Regions from separate parts of the Mus musculus genome. Here region 2 is linked to region 1. The links are chromatin loops, found by intact Hi-C in ENCODE. Cell type or tissue: heart. All regions are shown on one strand. Links, peaks and the distances in the headings refer to the core of each region. The heading gives the core; the rest is flanking DNA.

Region 1 (10,621 bases), core at 1,140-9,139:
ACTTACTCCTAGTGGGAGAAGAGAGTACCCAGACTGTGAACCCAGAGTAGTCAGGCTTCACTGCTATGCTCTTCTCAGCAAGGTCAGATGTGGAGGCAGAAGGCATCTTGCCTTTCCAGTACCCAGAGGAGGTATTTCCAACATCTGAAGGAGAGAAGTAGAGCCACTAGTTCATGAGGGAGGGAGGGAGGATGTGGCAATGAGAAAGACAATCTAGTTTATATACTGGTGGAGAGTGATTTATCACTAAGCCCAGATTTCTAGATTAACTCTGAGGGCAGAAGTAACAGCAGTTCATAGTCTCTGCTCAAGCTTTCAGTGTGTTCCATCCAAAACTTGGTTAAACATGGCTTGGAACTCACGCAATAATGCACTTCTTTCTGGATCTCACAGTAAGGCTAACCATTCAAAGAGGAGAAAAAGGAGGTAAAAAAAAATAAGGAAGAGTTGGTCGGAGTTGTTCCTTTACTCCCAACATGTTGAGAAACAGAATGACACCTTATAAGACCCCTTCCAAATGGTATGCCTTCTTTTTGCAGTGTTCGGTGGGCAGAGGAATACTGACTTCAGTATTCAGTAATTTCAAGTGCATGGCATGCAGAGGATTGAAGCAAAAATGCAGGCAGCTAGAGGCAACAGTCAGGATGCTAGATACGGGACCTCTAGGTTGCTTCTAAAAGGGTCTGCTTACCTTTGCTCCTTCCAAGACTGTTCGGAGTCTGCAGGAGTAAGTGTTGTTTGCATTGGCTGGCCTGAACACAGAATGAGCAGTGGAGGTGGCTTGAAGGCCCAGGCTTCACTTCACTTGACCTTTCTCATGGTGTTCCTAATGAATTTTGATGGGCCGGTTGCCAATGGAGGCTTCTAGCTGCTGACTTCCCCCACATGCTGGAGATCGTATGAGTAGGGAAGAAGGTTAAACACCACGTCTTTTAGCTAGCAATCCGCACCAGGCACCTTATCCACCCTGGTCCAACAACTGGTGCCTGTCTGGAGAGGTTTTTGTTGTCTTTCGCGAAAGTCAGATAGCAGTGCTTTGCTAATGTAAGAGCAAGTAGCTGAAAGCACCCTAAGAGTTCTCACACCAAGATTTGGGTACTTCCCTTCCTTCCTCTCTGCCTTCAAAGTGAGGATCCTAAAAAAGTCCGAGAAGGAGGCTGCCAAGGTGAACTGGGATAGACACAACTCAGTCTCATCAATGAACGCCCCTTGTATTATTCAACTGCTTTGAATAGGGCGCGACCAGCCTTTCTTCCTCCTATGCTTCAGGAAGCAGAGCGGGAAGAGCCCGGGTGTGCATATGTGTGCACCGGGATGAGTTGAGTGAATCTGAGAGGGTCTTTTCTGGCTGGGTGGATGGATATTGGGGAGTGACGTCACCCCGCCCCCTCCCCTCCTCTTCTCTACTCTCTCTCTCTCTCTCTCTCTCTCTCTCTCTCTCTCTCCCTCCCTCGTGCTTGTGTGCGCGCGCACGCGCTGTGTTTTGTGTGTGTTGTGGGGTCTCTCTCTCTCTCTCTCTCTCTCTCTCTCTCTCTCTCTCTCTCTGTGTGTGTGTGTGTGTGTGTGTGTGTGTGTGTGTGTGTGTACACGCGCCTCCTCGCCCGGCTCTCCAGCCTGTTCCTCCTTACTCCAGCTCTGTGACCCTCAGTGAGTCTGCCGTCCGGATTGCCGTCCGGATTGAAGGTTCGCCAGCGGGCGCAGCGGACTGGCTCTCTACGCCCGGGACGCACCCACACTCACACTCGGGCGCAGACGGCACACACACACAATCCCCAAGCGTTGGGCACAGCGATTCCGTGGGATCTCCAGCAGTTATGAGGATTTTAGAAATCACCCAGTCAAGGAAACAAAGAGAGAAGCCTAGAAAATTACTTTCTTGAGCTCCCTCATTGCATTCCCCTAACCGAGCCACCTCGCCGGCAACTGTGACCGCCAGGTTCCCGCCAGGTTCAAGGTGTGGGCTGGCCACTCTGTCCTGGCCCTGGCCGGTGCAATCAGGACCCCACTCCCGAGCTGCGAGCACCCTTCGCTCGCTCCCCTCACCCCAGCGGGCCTCAGTATCGGGTTATCTCGCTCGCGCTTCACTTTTGGGGGGAAGAAGACAAGAACCGGAGGGAGGCGCTGAGGGGGGCAGCCGAGTTGCTATTTGTGGCCAAAGAATCTGCTTTAAAAGCAGCAGCGGCGGCAGCAGCAGCAGGAAGGAGGAAACGGGAGAGGCGGAGGGAGGAGGCGAGACGCGGCCGGACCCCCCAGCAGCGCGCCGGAGCAGCCGCGCGCGAGGAGGAGGAGGAGGGCGCGGAGCAGCGTGGAGGAGCGGGAGGAGCGTGGAACAGCGGGAGGAGCGGGAGCGGCGGCGAGCGGCGGGCGCCAGGGCCGAGGACACGGCGCTGGCAAAGGGAGGCGGGGCGCTCGGAGGCACGGCCGGGACTCCCGCGGACTCGCCACTTGCGGCTGCCGCGCGGGCTGGGCGGCGGCGGCTGCGGGACTGAGCGGCCGCCCGGAGGCGGCGCGGCCTCGGAGGGCTGGAGCGCGGTGCTGGGAGCGGCGCGGGCGGCGGCTGCCCCGAGCCGACGTGAGCAGGTAAGCCGTCCGGGTTCTGGAGCCTGGGACCCCCGAGTGCCCGGAGCGACTCCGCTCCGGACCCTGGTCAGCCGGGGGTCGGCGATCTGCCCCGGGCGGCAGCGGCCGTTTCTGGAGGGCTATTTTGGATTCTCTGCTCTGAACTCGTGCGGAGAAGGAAAAATAGGAGACACTCGAGGGTCCGCAGCTGCCTGCGGGAGGGGGATTGTTTGGAGCGCTTTCTGTGGCCCGGTCGAAGCTTTAGGTCTGCTGCGGGAATCTGGTGTACTCACACACACTCGCTCCAGGCGAAGGAAACGCATAATTTATTATGAAGAGTTGAAGTAGTAGGAAACAATTCAAAAAGAAAGCTCCCAACCAAAGATCCTTAGCTTTGCTACACGCTGATTGTAGGCTTTTCTATAGACATGTTAAAAACAACAACAAAAACTTGCCCTGGTTCTTCTCCGCGACGTTGATTTTATTTTAAATCTTTAACAAGTGAAGTCAGTTTTAGTTCCGCTTAGGTTTTTTTTTCCCCAGTAAGTATGAGCTTGGTTTTCATTAATCGTGTGTTTTAAATTACAAATAGTAGTGCCGTTCTTCAAAACCCCGACTATCTCAACCCACTTGTGTTGTTTCCAGTTCTCCTCCCAGTACTCTACTTGCCTAACATCTCCTGTTGCCTGGGTTTCTTTGACTGGGTTATATCCCCCAGCCTCATCTACAATCTGCACCGTAAATACCCTGGAAAATTCCTGAGGGATCGCTGGCCCAGTAGTTGCTCCTAAACTGTTTATCTTTTCTCTTTTACGTGCTCAGATCGTCAATGCTAGCGAATTAAGAGGCAGCAACTCACACATTTTGAGCCCTTTAGTAACTAGTGACTGCTTAGTTCACAGATTTGAGGTTGTAATTAGCTACAAATGCGGACTTTGGTGTATTCTTTTTGCCGGTCTGTAGCACAGCTACCCTGACTCCCTTCAACCAGAGGTACTTCTGATGGTGTGCCTATTTCTCTGTCTCAGAGTGCACACAATACGGTCTCAACTTAATGCAAATCCAGGATGATATACCCAAACTCAAAACATTCTGATTGAAACGAATCTTTAAATGATCCCAACTGTGAAAGCACTGTTGATGTTCATGAAGCTTAGTAGACATTATCCTCCTTTGAACAGATCTCCTATATGGCCCCACAGATATTGTACCAAAGAGGAAGCACATTTTCTATGCTCTGTATCCAAATTCTTGAAACAGATCTCCTAAATGGACAATAAAATTTTCCCTACCTCCTGCCTCCCATAATTATGTACTGTACTGTCCTTTTCAATGGAGCTAGCAATTTTGTGACAGATTTTTTTAAATTCACCCGCATGTTATCAGCTATTATTGTACTTTCAAAGTGTGAAATTGACAAGCTGGTCAGTTTCATGAATTCAGCTGTCAGATTGTGTCCAGTTAAAAATTGCTAAAAGCTGTAAATGTGCCTGCCTGGAATTTTCTTTTGTGAAGGAAAGACACAAGGGAATGGAGAATTAAAGGGTGTTATTAATTGTAAATATTTTTAAATAGGTACTGTTATGGGAAACACATTGAGATTCCTACAACCATAAACATGTCATTTAGATATGCCTATCTAATTTAAAATAATGAGCACTTAATAGAAAACCCTTAGTAATGGTGACACAATAGAAACGGGACTCAAATAGGAAAAGTGGCCCTCAGATGTATTTTAAGGCAGATGGCTGAGATAATACTTTCTGATGACATGTAAAGAGGCAGATGTGTCAACTCTCCTTTTGTGGCAGTTATATGGCAAAAATTCTTGGCCAGTGAAGTTGGACAATTAATATAAGTAACTAAATGCATATATGTACATATGCATTTATGTATATATATAAATATGAGTATGTATGTAATTATAGATACAAAACTGCTTAAAATACTGCATGCCATTATTTGACAAGCTTTTTAAGATACACACTCATTTAAAACCAAAATACCCCAAAGTCTAGAACTAAAAATTGGATTCCCCTCAACTGCTGCTATTTGCTAAGCCACTAGGGGCCTGTATAACTGTTCTTATATTCAGGAGACACCCTGCTATGGCTTACACAAACCCTTCCTAGAAGACATTTAAGAAAAATTCAAGTAGGCAGTTCTGTAAGTTTTTTTCTTTTTCCTTTTGAAAATCCCCAACCCATGCTCTGACATTAGCTGTGAAGGCTGATTAAAGGATATTTCAAGAATTTTATTTAGGTAATCTATGGTACTCTGGTATTAGGGTGATTTTTCATATAGACTCTGAAACAAAAAAAAAAATACTTATGCAGATTCTTATTCAATGCCTGTTTCTTAGTTTATGGTAAAATAAAACAAGAAAAGAAAACATAAATAACTTTTCCTAATTGGTCTGATAAGGATATTGCTTACACAAGGCAGGTTTAGAAGACAAAGGAAGCAGAGTTACTTTAAAGGAAGTATGCACACAGATTAACAGTGTGATTGGAATGCTTTTAAAAGTGCTGTATAAGTTTGTGAGGAAGGAGACGCTGCAGCTCTAAGTGGAGTTCACTGAGCACTTGAGTGACATGGACTGAGGGTGCTGTATACATTTTTTAGTGTCATGTTCAAAAATTTGAAATCGATCAGCTGTGCCAATCCTGATGACATTAGACAGTAATGTCAAGTCTACTTACACTGATCTTTTTGTTGATATTCAGTTTTTCAAATTGAAAGGGGTGGTTCTTTATAGAACACACTGTAAATATTTCCATATTGGATTCCTTCAGACTTACATGTTCTATCATGGCACTGAACGACTCTGTATTTTAGAGGATAAATGTGGAATTATCAACACCATCTTATATGAAAAATGCCACCCTACAGAATATCGATTCTTTAAGGTTTTTTTTTTTTTTTTTAATTAAAGCATCCCTAGCTAATTTCAGCATGTATTTGTAGGTAGTCTAAAGTTGTAGCTTTCTTGTGTCCTGAGAACTTTAGACTTATTAAAGGCAACTTTGACATCTATACAAATGGCAATGGCCCTTAGTTCTTGTACCCAAAGTTTCTTTGAAAGAACTTTATCTTTGATGTACAATACTTAAGAGGGTGGCTACAAAACACACTTGCAGTTACTAATCCAGATACTAAAGAACTAAGTATAAAGATAATAATGCCCAGTTTTCCAGTGTGTATTTGATAAGTCCCATATTTTATAAAAAAAAAAGACAGCCATTTTTAATTGAGAAGGTCAATATGAGTAAGAGAGATTGTGTTAAACCAGATTTATTGGTAATTTCTTACTGCCTCGTGGATTTCTTTATTCTTTCTTGTTTAATCCATGTACTGTTCAGAACGTCCCTAAGGAAAGGTGTTTAATTGTGGTGGCACAAAGGTAGTTTGTGGCCTCAAGCAAAATCAGTACTTTAAAACCTTCTGATTTATATTATCACTAATTTGCCAAAGAGGACCAAGGAGAGGAGTTATTTTTTGTAGACTATGAGACTGGGGATCCCTGTGTAATAATACTTCACTGAAGTAGTTTGGTAATGTGGAAGGAGATTACGTAGATAGTATTTGCCAGTGACTTTTGGTGAACAGGTGTCACGTGCCTAAGTGTCTGTGGGTTTTGTATTACAGTAACATTTCTACTAAAGGATGGGTTTGCTTTGGATATCCCCTATGGATAATCTCATTTGCTTCTAATCAGGAATTGGTAATGCTTATGAAAATGTCATCCTTGGTTTGAGTATATTTCAACAAGGAAATTGTCGAAATTTCCCTTCTATTTTTTAAAAAAGGAGAAGTATATTTAAGTTTTTCACAGTTAAGCTCTAAGGAAAGACAGCTAAAAGAATACATGGCTTGCGTTCACTGATTGCTCATCTCATAAAATTATAGCATCCAGTGTAAAAATTGAGAGGGTTTTTTTTTCATGTTGTAAGTCTTGGCAAGGTCAAAGAGCAAATGCTCATATTTTGTAGCAGTCTCTGACTTAATGAAACCTAAATATTAATGCCATGATAAAATGGTGAGTTTGGAGCACACAAGGCAGCTTTCTGACCAGGCACATAACATGAAATTTCCTTAAACTGTTAGCTCCTTGTTTCCTGATTAACAAATCACGGATGTTTTTATGCAGCTAGCTGATTTCATTTCTTTCTATTAATATTTTATTAATGAAAGTATTTTTAAGACTTGGGCATTAAGACTTGACATTAAAGTCACTTAAAATTCTGTTCATTCATATTGCCACCCCTCTCAAAGCAACTCGGGAGAAATGGCCCGAGATGATGCTTGCAGAGTCTTCTCGCTCAAGATAATTCAGTGGCCAATTTGAATTAGTTCTGTTTGATGCTGATATACTTAATCAATCAGTCTATATCAATATTTTTTGAAGGAATGCCTTTCATGGCTCTTTAACCATGATCTTCTGTTCCCTAAGTCAAATTTCTGTATGTAACAGGCAATAAATTGACAAAAATCATTTGGAAAGCAAAAGCAGCTTTTTCTGTCTGTAAGGGCTAGGTCATGGATACAGGCAGACCAGCCGACAGTAATGGACCAACCACTTAGGTGATCCTCTCCCCCAACACTACCAATGGCTGTGTGGCACTGACAACAGAGTGTTAAGAACCGAGTCCCATAGCAGAGCACCATTTGAGCCTAGGCTTTGTCATGGTGCTTTGCGCTCACTGACCAGAAAGACTGCCTCTTTGCTGAGGGTTGACCTTCAGATAACAGTGTCAGGAGATTCATAGCCCTCTCATGTTGCTGTTTACTGGCTTTAACATTCGTAAATCCATCAGCTTCTTGAAATTAATTGAATTTACAAAATCTTAATTGTCTTTAAAGAGCAACAAAAAAAAGCCAACCTTTGAGCTAATGTAGCAGTAGCTAATGAAAGAAATTGAGGTTGAGGAATTGATTGTAATTTTTAAAAAGTTTCTTGGATCTGTTTGGAGATTTGTGGAAATTGTATTTTAAAATAAATAGAATGATCAACTGTAAGCATTGGATAGCAAGGTATCAGAAATTCCTATGTAATGTCAACTCACTCTAATCTATCATCTCTCTATCTATCTATCTCTCTATCTATCTATCTATCTATCTATCTATCTATCTATCTATCTATCTATCTATCTATCTATCTACATCTATATCTATTTATTTTTTCTCCAGCCTTTGAAAAGATGGATGGCAATAGGTTTTCTCTAAGGGAAACTCAGGCTCTCAGTCCTATCACATTCTCCCTGGGGTGGGAGGCAGCATTTGAGAGTCTCAGTTTCACCATCTCTAAGGAAGAGAGAATAACCACCCAAACGATGACAGTCCAGCTAACAGTGTAATAAACAATTCTTATTTTTTAAGGTGAAAAAAGGACCTATGTAAGCTCTATATGTGTTAGCCATGTGTATGCTTCATGCTAGGCACATGTTTAATTGTTGACTGATTTAAAACTCAGATCTGTTGGATGTAGGTGTCTACATCCTTCCCTCCTCCTCTGCTTTCTGGTGTATATTTGTTGTAATCACTGCATATCCTAGAACAATCTTTCTTGCCCAGCGTGTTCATTGCAGTCTGTGCATATTAGCATGCCTCAGTACACCACTATCTCAGAAAAGCTTTCAAACTAAAAGCTAGAAATGACTTTGCCTAGAATGTACGGGGAGCATTTCCTTTAAAAGTCAAGAATGAATTAATAGATTCCCAAGGATAGCTGTTGATGTGGAACTGCAGTTTTGGGGAAAGAAATGCTTAGAAACGCAGTTAATTAAAATACTAAACCAAAATAAGTGCTTTGAAAAAAGTGCACTGCATCTTAGAAAGCTGCTCAGCCCTTGCCCAGTGCAGCTGTCTTTTCCTCAAAGATCCAGTTTCAAGAGCGGTGATGGATGGTGGTGCCTGTAGCCAGTTGTGGGGTTTGCTCTGAGGTCAAATGTGTTGATGGAAGATAGGAATTTACTTACTGCATTCTGTCTTTCCCTAAGACCCACCAGCACAGTTCCACAGGAAGAAATGAGACTAGCCACATCAAATACCGACACAGTGTCCTATTATAGGTCAAAAGACATTTGTTTAGTGTTTACCATACGATTATTTTCCATCCTCCCCAGCGTTCACTACAACGAAATATTGAATGGCACTAATCATTTCTTTTTTCACACATAGGCCCTCAACTCCCTGGGAAACATATCTCCTCCATGTTGTATTTTAATCGACATATTCTTAAAGGTTTTTAAAGGGGGGGACCTTACCAATTCATTCTTCTCTGGTTGAAATGGTTCAGTCTGATTCCTCAGATCTGTTTTTATACCTTAGTCTAATCTTTCTCATGATTTTTTGACTAGCAGGGAATAATAACCTAGAAATACCTTAAATACTCCAAATCTACTTACTGTTCATGTAATCAGTTTTATTTATTTTTCCTTGGAGGATTATAGTAGTTCCCGACAAGAAAAAAAATGTTGAAAACAACTTCTATCGGAGGCTCCCACGGGTGGGTACTGCTCTGAGCTCTTTCCTTGATTCTTGCTTTCTTCTCTTCATGGATTCTCCTTTCCTGTGATGTTCAGGCCTCCTAGCTTCCATCTCTATTATAAACTCTTTGAATATTGATTAATCTTCTCAGATTCTCCTCTGCTGTCTCCTGGGATATTCCTGTCAAGTTAGCATAGAACCAACAGTTTCTGCATAGATTACCCTGAAAGTAGATTTCATAGCACTCCTCAAGTACCTATCCTAAATTTCTATCAGCTGGACGGATCGTTGTCAATAAAAGGCTTTCCTGAATCACGAGCTCTGAATAATAAACTCTAAATAATATCTCCCATACAGTATTTGTAGTCATTTTCCTTCACACCACACCTCATCTGATTTAGCCCTCCGGAAGGAAATTTGGTGTCATCCTTTGCACCTATCTTCTTCCCTTCTTGTTATCCAGTTCTGTAGTTCTATTCCTGGAATTTCTTTATTGTATGGCTTCCTTTCCCTTTCTGACTTTACCATGTGCTTGGATGTTCTGCAGCCCATAAATAGCTTTCCATGTTGTCTTAGTGTTTTCTCTCTCTTCTTTTCTGAAATGTGGCATTTTCTTTTCCCCTTGTCTATACAATCAAGAGCAAACTCCCCATCAACAGCTGACACAGTCCTCTGCAGGCTGACTGTAATTTGCATGTCCTGCCAGCTTTCTCACTCAGAGCCCCAAGGTGACCTGTTTTTGAGCAAGAGCAGATCCTGAACTATCTTGGGAGTGTCTGCCGTGGGATTTTCTGCTTCTCAGATATGATTCCAAGAATCCCTCTTTCCTCTATGTCTATTGTATCAATTTGTGATCATTGAAGTCTTTCTAAGTGTTGTCTAACCAACTAATGCCCAACTCACTTACTCTGTCTTTTTCTTTGGATTGAATGGAACTAAGGATTTGAATTTGAGTTGTATTTAATTTAAATCATGAATGTAAAGAATAAATTCATCATAAGCCAAAGGTGCTCAGTCTCTGGGTTGCAACCCCCATAAAGGTCCCGTATCAGATTACCATATATATTGGATATTTACATGAACATTCATTATAGTAGCAGAATTACAGTGATTAAATAATTTTGTAATGGGGAGGGGCACCACAACATGAGGAACTGTATTCAACGGTCACAGAATTAGGGAGGTTGAGAACCACTGTAAATATATGCCTATGATGATAAGCTGGAGGTACAGGAGATATAGCTTAGTGGCAGCCTAAGTTATGTGGATGCCCTAGGCTGAGTCCCTTGAAAAAACTTGGGACTCTTGAGAAAGAATTCAGCATTCCTCTTTGGAGAAAACTTCCATTAGTATTGTTGATATTGATCACTAATGATAGTGATCACCGTGTTTTCGTGGTCATGTTAGTGGTAGTTGCTGTTAGTGGTAGTTGATAAAATGTACTGAGTACTTACTGCGGTGCTAGACATTCTGTTTGGTTCCTTCCTTTCAGTATTACATCTAATCCCTAAACTAATATTATGTATATTAAATGCTCATTAATTAGTATTTCTATGTTACAGTTTCAGAGGAA
Region 2 (10,621 bases), core at 962-8,961, 79 kb after region 1:
TGTCACCTGTGATGTAATACTAAAGGACTCATTTTGAGCAGGTCCAGAGTAGGTAGCCAAGGCTGCTGTGAGTTAATGATCACAACATTCATACCTATCTAGAATATAGTTTTCATTTTCTCCTCATCCTTCTCTTAATATTTTTCCTACGCCATTTCCACAGTGCTCCCTGGTTCTTAGAGAAAAAAATACAGATGCAACAGTCATTTGTTCTTGACAGTTTGTCCATGTATGAGGCTCTGTCACTTCAAAAAGAAGATTATCTGACCAAGGCTGAAAGCATGACTTGTCTATGTTTATAAGTACAAATACTTACATGGTATTCAGTTGCATGCCCATTTTGTAAAACATCAGTAGTAGATGGCTTGAGTTATTCACTCCTATAAATCAGGTCCATCCTCAAAACAGCAGTGCTACTGTTGTACAAGTTGGCACATCTTGCCCAGAATGTTGGTACTGTAGCATGCATACTGCTATGTTGGATAAGATCATAGATGAATTTGTCCTCCAGCAACTTTCATAGCACTTTCCAGTACCATGAAAGCTAGCCAGCAGGAAAGAAGTTTCCAGCTCAGTTTTAACTGTTGGGTTTTTTTGGTTTTGTTGTTGTTGTTGTTGTTGTTGTTGTTGTTGTTGTTGTTACTGTCTTTAATAAGCAAGAAAAAAAAGGATGAAGACAGTTGTACTCTCACTTCAAATATTGGGGAAACCATATTAGTAAAAGCAGCTTTGACTCCGTGTTGCTATTGTGCATGAAAAGTAGATGCTGATTTCCTCTAAAACAGTGGTTCTCAACCTGTTGGTTGCAACCCCTTTGTGGGAAGAATGAACCTTCCACAGGGGTTCATATCAGCTATCTTGTATATCAGGTAATTACATATGATTCATAACAGTAGCAAAATTACAGTTTATAGAGTAACAAAAAAAGTAATTTTAGGTTGTGGGTCATAATCTCATAAGGAACTGTATTAAGGGGTTGCAGCATTAAGAAAGTTGAGAATTTTTTTATTTTCATTTATTCTAAAATGTATTTGTTTTATTTTACTCTATGTTTTAACTGTTTAGTCTGCTGCATGTCTTTATGTACATCCCTTGCATGCCTGGTACATGCAGAAGAATAGGGTGTCAGAAACCCTAGAACTAATGTTACAGATGGTTGTGAGACATCAGTTGCGTGCTGGGAGCCAATCCCAGGTCCTCTACAAGAGCAATAAATGTTCTTGATGATTGAACTTTCTCTAGAACCAATATTGATTTGATTTTATCTATTTATCATTATTTATTTTATGTGTATTGATATTTTGCGTGCTTATATGTCTATGTATCTCATGTGCATGGTGCTTTGGAGGCCAGAAGAGGGCATCAGATACCATAGGACTGGAGTAAGAACCAATTGTGAGGTTGCATGTGAATGCTGGGACTTGAACCAGAGTTCTCTGGAAAAGCAGCCAATGCTCTTAGCTGCTGAGCCATCTCCCTAGTCCCATATTTTGTTATTTTAAAACTATGTATGCCTGTATGTAGTTATGTGTATGTGAGTGTAGGTGCCTAATGAGCCCAAAAGAATACTTTGGATCCTTTGAAGTTACAGGTGGCTATGAACTACCTGCCATTAAGTACTGGGAACCAAGCTTGTGTCATTTTGAGGCATAAGAATCTCAGGACAGATAATAGACTTGGGCATCAAGAATCACTTCATAGTTCTTCATAAAAAGACATTCATATTTATTCCCATGCATCTTCAAGCATGTAATTCCAACCCTTTCTGTATTTTGATTCTGGGACACATCTCAAAAGCAAATTATTTTCTAGCACATGTAAAGGTGGAAATGACCACAATGTTCAGCTTCATTATTTGTTTTAGGTGATCCTGTAACATTCTCTATGTTGACTAACAAAGCCAAAATCAAATCTCTCTCTCTCTCTCTCTCTCTCTCTCTCTCTCTCTCTCTCTCTCTCTCTCTCTCTCTCGTACATACACACACACCACTAAGTTAAATGCCTTCTCAAACTCTGGTGTTTGTGACCCATTTTTAACAATTAAAGGTGACTTATATAGTCTTAAAAGAACATGGTATTCAGGAAAAGGGTAATAGCTTTTGTTTTCTTTCTCGTATGCCTAGAAACTTGCCTGGTTTTCTTTCCAAAATGACTGGAGAGTTTTGGGGTTCTGTGTGCTTTTGCTGTGTTTCTGATGGTAGTTTCCCTAAGTTTGCACATCTAACCTTAACTTACCTAGCATGAAACCCTGATTTCATTCACGTGAAGGATTTATGCACAGTGTAGCCACCACCCACTTTGCAATCTCCATGTGTGGCTTGATGATTTTTTTTTCCATGCCCTTTATTCCTTTGGCTAATTGACAATGGTTCTGTGGCATGGCTTTGACTGGGAAAGTTCTTGTTGGTAGCCAAGGCCCTCTGCAATCTGGTGGCAGAGGAATTGGCAGGAAGCACTAGGAAGGCATTTTATATTGCAACCTTTTACTGAAAGATTGAAAACCCACTATAGGTCATCCAAAGGGTATTCAGGTTTGGGCAGAACCACAGCTAAGGGAATTCACCAAAAGATCCTGTCTTCAGAGACCCTAGTCAGATTAAAATTTTCTATATTCCCTTCTGCACGAATGAAGTTTCTGTTCAGTTAGCCTTATGGCTCCTGTCTATGCTAGCTTTGCCAGATTTGACTGTAACACCGTTTTACTATGGAAATCAGCAACTCTCCCGCATTAGTCACTGCCATTTCTTGGTTTCAGTCTCTTTTAAATACATGTTCCATCTTACCAGACTTCTTTTTGTGCTTTTGTGCCTACACACTCAGCCATGAGTTCTGGTGGGCTGTGGGTGGCCTCCTCATTTCTATTGAACAGCTTCATAAGGAGCCCAGCTGTTCTCTGTCAAGGGTTTTTCTCTTTTATTAGTCTCAGAAGGCAGGGCTGGCAGGGTGCAGCATGTTGGTACAAGATCCCAGCTGTTGTAATTGAGCCTTTGGACTCCCTGATCATTTGAAACTTGGAGAAAATTTGACCTCATCATGGCATTTGTTTCTGTTTCTTCATTTGTTTGATTTTGCGTATCTTACAGTACGGTGATCACTCTGAAACCTAAAAACAGTATGGAGAAAATTGAAGTTGGATTTGCTTTTCAATTTGTGTGTTTGAGGGTGATGTAAGAACTAGGTAAAATGTTAGTTAATGAGGATACAGATAAATCTGTCCGGGTATACCTTTATTTGGTAAACAGCCTAAGCGACCTTAGCAAGATTTATTCACATTTTAAAAAATAGTGTGATAAGAAAGCCATTTTTGAGAGGCACTTTGGAAAATGGTTCGGAATTTAAAGAATTTGAAAGCAAACTCAGAGCCAAACCGAGATTCTGCTTTAAAAGAACTTTGCACTTTTATTTATCTATTTTCCTCCCCGGTTCTTTGGGTGATTCTGTAGGACAGGAGCTCAGGACAGCTGCTCTGATAAGCTCACCAGCTATTGAATAATGGAATCAAACACTTTAAGCAATGAAAATATCCACTTTCACTTTATTGTGGAAGATTGACAGACAAGAACATACATAATAACATACATTTATATTTAAGAAATGTAACTTATTTAAAACAGGGAACCTTGAGGGAAATGCTTGGTTGGGACTGAGTCATTACCCAGTTAAAAATAACCTTTCCAGGTCATGGCGTTTTGTTTGCCGCAGTGAAATAAGTTTATTTCAGCAGAATGAAGCCATTATTAGCTTGGCAGAGTCCACTTGTCAGAATTTTATGGAGCAGAACACCGTTTGGCTGGGAAATTCAATAAATACTGTAATGTGAGAGGAGTTAAACTCCAAGGGCTGAAGGGGCAAAGAGTGGGGGATTTGTTGCTAATTCATGGTTTTACAGCTTCAGAATAGCATTAGGATGGAGGGTGAGTTATCATTAGAGGTCAGGTGCATGCACCTTCTGTGAACTGCAGAGGAACCTGGATATGAGAGTAAAATAAAAACTTTAAGGTGCATTAGGAGGCAAAGTCCTGACTCAGTGATGTGAATATGACGTATCCTGGTACTCAGGTTTTCAGTGTTTCTTTTTGGAAGTTAATATTTCCTTACCTGCTGTTTTTGTCCTATCTTTGGTTCCTATAGCCTATGAGTGGCCTTGAAAATCCCACAACAAACCTCAGTCATTAGAGCAGCACTTGATGTGAAAATGGACCAGAGCCTTTTGTCAATGCAACAGCATAAAAAACCCAAACTATTGGCCACTCTCAAGTGAAACTCTGCTGGCTTCACCTTGAGCAACTTTGTCAGCATGACAGAGGGCTTAATTCCTATCTCTGTCACAGTATCACCCTAGGCAAGTTCTGTAACTTCAGCAAGCCTTGGTTTCCTTATCTGCAAAATGGTGCTAATAATGGTATTTACCCTACAGAGTTACTTGAAGGTAAAAATGAAATCAGGCATATAGATTTAGAAAACTATCTAGCAAATTAAGCTAAGGACTTCATATTTCTTGGTTGAAAACACCAGTCATTCTCACTTAGAGACTTACTAAGGCGAAAAGCCTCTAACTTATTGGGAAATACACTCAACAAACACTGTGCCTGATGCCATTTCCTGGATGTATGCCATTATCCATTGACTTCTGAGTGTCAGTGCACAAATGTACTTTGTGTTTTACATAATTAAAAATCATTTTGTAGGTACATATTTGTGTTCTGGTTTTAACATTGATCACCTTATGGACATTAACATTAATTTTGTGATTGGTAAGTTATTATCAATCATATTATTCACTCGTTATTTAATATTCTGATCGTGTTTATGTGCTTTAATTTGCTTCACTTGGGGGGGGTCAGGGTTTGGCTTGCTTCTGCAGTGGAATCTTCAGGGATGGTTAGGGAAGGTTACTTGGTGGAGAGAAATATTCAAGACTTAGAGAAGAAACTTATTTTGAAGTAAATTTTTACCTCATACTGGTTTGAGATTATTTTATTATTATTTAAATTGTTGAATTTAATATGAAAAAGAAATACAAAGCATTAATATGTGAGTTTTCTTGAAGCTGTCTTTGTACTGAGATAGGTTGGAATGTCCTTTAATATGTATTATTAAAAAGGATGAGTTGGGTGTGTTATAGCCAGGTTTTTGAAGAAATTGGGGTTACAAAATTCCATTTAAGCAGGTGAAAAAGTTCAGGAGATCTGTTATGCAACATGGTGACAAGAGTTAATCACAGTGCATTCTATACTTGAGAATTGCTAAGAATACATTTTTAAATGTTCTTTAACACAGAGAAGATGGGAAGCAATAGATATGCTAAGTTTTGCCATTCCACAGTATGTACATATGTAAAACTATGTTAGACACTATTATTGTGTAAACATTATTTACATTCATTGTTATAGGAGAAAATTAACATTATCTACAAACACAGCACTTTTAAGTTGCCTAACTGGAAACTCATATGGACATATTGTTGGTTGGATCCACCTGCTGAACTGTGTAAGGACATACAATGAACTGTTTCTCTTTGTCAGAAGTTTTTGGACTTTAGAGATAGGGTCTATACTGTGCCCTTCCAGAAAGGGTGTTCAGTGCAGGCTGTGAGCATAGTTTGTATCGTTGTGCAACAGTCTGATCTCCTCACATACTCTGCACAATATGATTACGAGCTTCTGAGTTCATTTAATTATGAAACCTCCGTGGAGTTCATTATTGTAGAATATGAATACAGTGCACTATGTAACCTAACCTTAGGAAACTAGAGGAATGTGCAGTTTGGCTGTTTTACACTTTGTTTAGTGCTTTGCCTAATGTGCCTTTCCCGTTGGTCCTTTTCCTTTATTAATTGGTTGTGATTTCACGTTAGTTCCCTTCTTTCCATTTGTCATAAATATGTCTTTTCCCGAGGGAGGGTGCAGGTCTCCCGACCTTGTCTCGTCTTCAACTTAATACCTTCATCCCCTAAGGGTACTTTCTTTGAGACTGATAATTTAAACTAATATGGATTAAGAGACTCCTGCACCTCAGGCTTCACAGGCAGCCTCTAAGCCTTCTGGAGGCCTCACCAAAGTCAATTAAAGAGCAGCCCCTGGACTCCCAAGATTCTTCAGATAAACAATGCACTTCTTGACAGCTGATTGCCAGCTGCTGACAATAAATTGTATTTCTTGTGCCATCCCTTCAGTCTGAAGGTGCACCAAGGCAAAACATATTTTGAGTCATAAATTGTAGAGTCTCACACTCAGGGACATCAAAGAATGACTGGGAATAAAACAGCTACTCTCTCCCCCACACCGTCCCTGAATCCTGCTTGTAATTATAGCTGAACATAGAAGAGGATTTCTTCCCAGAGTAATGGCTCCCGTGGGGTTTTTCACTGGAGCATGTTAATTTATACTTACAATATCTGCCCAAACTGATCAATAACAAGACTGACCGAGATGTGCAGAGCCAAGCACAAGAGAGACTGATCGAATGTATCTCAATAATAAACATGAGTCAAACCATTGCCAAGCCTATTTTTTTATGTCATCTTTCTTAGCTGGGCATGAAGAAACTGAGTTACAGGGATTCTTGTTTCTGTTTCTGATCTCAGTTTTTTGGGGGACACTATATCTGGGCCTTAATGATAATTAATATTCATTTAAGAGCTATCACTCAGGTCTTTTCACTCCACAAGTCTTCCCAACTGAGAACCTGTGGCACCTCTGTGACTCAGAAGTAGTGTTTACCATCTCAGATAAAAACTAAGGCATTTTAGCTTGTCAGAAACTGCTCTGGACATTTTCTTTGGACTTCTCCGGATATGTTCAAATGAAAATGTTAATCGTTTGGCTGTCTGAGTAGGACAGTATGCAATCTAAACCCCTTCAGGAACTTGTGTCCAGATTATGAACTGCATATAAAAACAGTGTTTGAATTTTTGCGAGTTTTTCTATTTTGCCCAGGAACATAATGTGTGAGCAAATATGTCTCCTTGGCCTGCTGACTGCAGCATTCACAAAACCCCAGGATTTGGCTGAGTTTGTGGAACGCCAGCCTGAGGCAGCGAAGCTTGTTTGCTGTGCTGATTAAAAGGCAAGCTTGAAGTGGCTGAGGAGATAGTGGCATTTCTGGCTGTGTGTGTGTGTGTGTGTGTGTGTGTGTGTGTGTGTGTGTGTAGATGGCCCTTGGTGATGTGGTCTTCTTTCTCTCTCTCCTCTCTTCTTTCTTTTCCTTTTCATCTCTACAGTGTGTGTGAGGAGATGGCAATTGGTCATGTGGTTCTCTGTCTCTGTCTTTCTCATTTGGGCATGCACATGCATGTATGTATGTTTGTGTGTCCATGGGGAAGGGTCTGTGTGTAGAAGGTGGTCCTTGGTGATATTATATGTAGTAGAACATTTAACACTCATTGGAAGTAGATACTAGCTTTAAATTTTCCAGATAATCAAGAAGGAAATTCCTTTTAGGAATACACATTCATTTTCGGCTTCTTTGTAGCTCCCTTCCCCAGACCTTTGTGATAATGCTAATTCGTCCTGAAAGTTCATGAGATTGGCCTAGTTGAGGGATAAGTGAGAAGGTATGTGAAGTGCCGAGGGATGCCCACGTTTACTGTGGCTAATGTGGAAGTTCCAAAGTGAAAAGAACTAGATGTATACATAGAAAAGAGAATGGATTGGAATTACATCATTTGGCATTATTAACAGCTCCATATTCTTAGTAATTCATAACACTGTTTCTTATCACATCTAGCTATCAATATTTATTAAGTCGTGTTTCAATACCTTATTATGTACACCTGTGTTTCCTCTCCATGTGGGCATAAAGGGGCTTGTTCTCCTACGTAATTTTCAATGACTGTTGTAACTCAATATACTGAGGAACTTCATATTTTTTCTTCAGTTTTATGTGATAAAAATATGGCTCAGAGAGGAGAAGTCTTACAGTGAAACTGTCACCATAGGTACATGGAAAGCACCCAGGCTGTGTGGGCTCACAGGTTTCTCTTGGTGTGGATATTCTTTATGGTAGGTTCTGGGATGTATACTAGCTTATTTTCTTATTGCTTTGACTAAGTAGTTGATACAAAGCAAACTTGGAAAGGAAAGATTTCGTGTGTATCCCAGGTTGAAAGGCAAGAGGGCATAGAGGCGGGAGCATGAGGCAGTAGTCACACTGATCTCTTTACTCAAGAAACAGGGAGATATGACAGCTGATGCTTAGCCTACATTCTCCCATTTTCCTGGGGGTTTGTTTGTTTCCTGTCAGTCAAGAACATGAAACCTCATGATGGTGATCCCCATACTTAGGATGAGTCTTCAGTCCTCAGCTAAATACTCGCGTATACCCGGAGGTCTACCTCCAAAGTGTCTCTAAATCCTGTCAGTTGGATTAAAATAACAGATGGATTAAAAGCATAAGCATTATACACTCTGCTTGAAATCACTCATTCAGAGTAGATTCATAGGACCATGTCTTTGGCAAAAGAAAAATAAAGCTATAGAAATCAGAAAGTGAGATAACTAAGGATTTTTATAAAATGTAGCCTTGGGCTCAATAGTTAAGGTTCCCTGTGGCCAACCCTGATGACCTGAGTTCAGTCCCCATGGTCTGAGGCGAGAACCAGCCCCACTTACGTTGCCTCTCATCTCCATGAACATACACACATAGGAAATAACTGTAACAAATTAAATGGAATATGCTACAGGAGTGGTGATCCATATGTTTAATTCTAACCCGTGAGAGTCTGGCAGGTGGGACTCTGAGTTTGAAGCCAGCCTGGTGTGCACAGGACATCCAGGGCTACACAGAGAACCCCTGTTTCAACAAAACAAAACAAAACAAAACAAACAAAAACAGAACAACAAAAAGCCCACCACAACCACCAACAATAAAACAAAACAATACACCTTTATAATCACTGACTTTCATGCCGTGTATAAAAACAAAACAAAACAAAACACTTAAGCTGGCAAAGTCTTAGCATTTAAAATTAAAGTATGTCTTGCTCAAACAACATTCTCAGGATAGTTTTAGGACTGTTAGCAGAACCAGTAACTCTCAAATCATGCCCAAATTATAAAAAGTCTTTTGTTAGGCTACAGAGTGGTTTTGCTTTGCACAGCTGGGGAGAAGAAGCATAGCAATAATTTGTAAGGTTGCATAAAAATATCCTGCTCTTAATTACTACAAGTCTACCCTGAAGCCATTTCCCTGTTAATGCAGGCCTATTCCCAGAGGAAATAGAGCAGCGGGTGAATGTGTTATTACCCATTTGGGCAATGCCTCTGTTTCATTTTTATTTTAGGCCTTCATACTTAACAGGAATGCTTTAAGTGATAACTTAAGGGTAGGAGTTCTTTCTGATGACTGAATGCCTGGACTAACCATTCAGCCATGTTTCTGCCTAAGAGCTTTTCTTTTCTGTTTCATGGTTTACCTACAGCTGTGTTTCATGGTTTTCATACAGCTGTCAGAGTAACCTTGCCGCATCTTTGGTCATTCTGCAATGTAAAGTAAACAGCATGCTACTTGTGAAAGTAGTAGTTTATGTTACTTAAAATAATCATTCATCGTTACTGATTATTTGGTCTTAGATGTTTGTCGCTTCTAATTGAGGTAATAGAAACAGCATGCAGTGGAGGCTTTCCAGTTTCTCCTCTAAGTCCAAGCACTCAAATATTCCATAGCAATTCACTGCGATGCCTTACCTAATTGGCCTTTGCGGGGACATGACTTTGTTCTATACACTGTTTTGAGAGTTAAAGTTATCCATTCCTTATCTCTAAGGAGAACACTATCTCAGCATCCCCAGTCCTACCTCAGGAAGCAGGAAAGCTCCCAGAGCATCTTAATTAAATGTTGCCCAAGGCCTTTATTCTTGCTAGGAAGGTAAACAAAGCATAACCAAACCCCAATCTGTAAAAAAAAAAAAAGAAAAGAAAAAGAAAAAAAAAAAGGCTCTTTCCTTAAAATATCTTAGAAATTATGTTTTACTCTCTCCTGTTTGCTCTGTAGTACTACAGACTATATATTATTTTAAATACAAACACTCAAAAGTTATTAGTAATTCTTTACAAAAGATTTTATAGTCCTTCAATTAAAGAATCCATAGACATGGCCAACAATAAAGAATTGTCCATTTGTTTCACTCTGAGTCACTATGAAAGCTTGCTTCGACTTTCCCTATCACTAATGCAGTTGAGTAGGGCACTTTTAAATATCGCCTTTAGCTCTATTTTATTTTCACTTGAATGACAAAATAGTTCTGTAATCAACAACTGACTTATTCACCTCTAATGCATGTTCATATGCATTTTTGATTACATTTCTTACTTTGCTGCATGTTTGTTAAGTTATAAAGTCCTTTACATAGATCCTGGGCTTCTCTGATACTTCTTCCGCCGCATCCAGTTCTCTTCCAGCTGTTTCTCTCTTATCTGCCATTCTGAAGCCTCTGAGGTCATGCCTGTTTGAAGATTATCCATGTCGTTTTTATACCATATATGGCTATTTAGATTAGTTAATGCGTCTACATGCTTTTAAGGTATATGGTCTTTAAAAGATATTCCAAAACAGAAGGGAACAAATGGACCATGTTAATGGAAAATAAAACTAATTTACCTGTTTAGATAGATTTGCAGTA

What was found. Peaks named below come from ENCODE experiments on the same cell type or tissue, not always from the same donor. Only the 100,000 strongest peaks of a DNase experiment are listed, where the experiment ranks them.
Region 2: it touches region 1 in a loop (2.5-fold over the local background); 4 of 42 quality-filtered maps call a loop at or near these places.

The regions. Positions count from the first base shown.
Region 1 is chr4:76,441,602-76,452,222 of GRCm38, reverse strand. The region is part of intron 10 of Ptprd (protein tyrosine phosphatase, receptor type, D); the gene reads left to right. It overlaps Gm42303 (predicted gene, 42303), which reads right to left and starts at 1,331. Exons shown (of 2, transcript NR_168523.1): 1 at 692-1,331. In heart, for the core only: a CTCF peak has its summit at 4,618; a DNase peak (open chromatin) is centred at 2,232; H3K4me3 peaks cover 3,147 bases; H3K27ac peaks cover 2,699 bases.
Region 2 is chr4:76,362,468-76,373,088 of GRCm38, reverse strand. All of the region lies in intron 10 of Ptprd (protein tyrosine phosphatase, receptor type, D), which reads left to right. Among named protein-coding and RNA genes, the nearest start is that of Gm46893, 30 kb to the right of the region's middle. In heart, for the core only: a CTCF peak has its summit at 1,340 (motif pointing right); no DNase peak of the experiment used is centred there.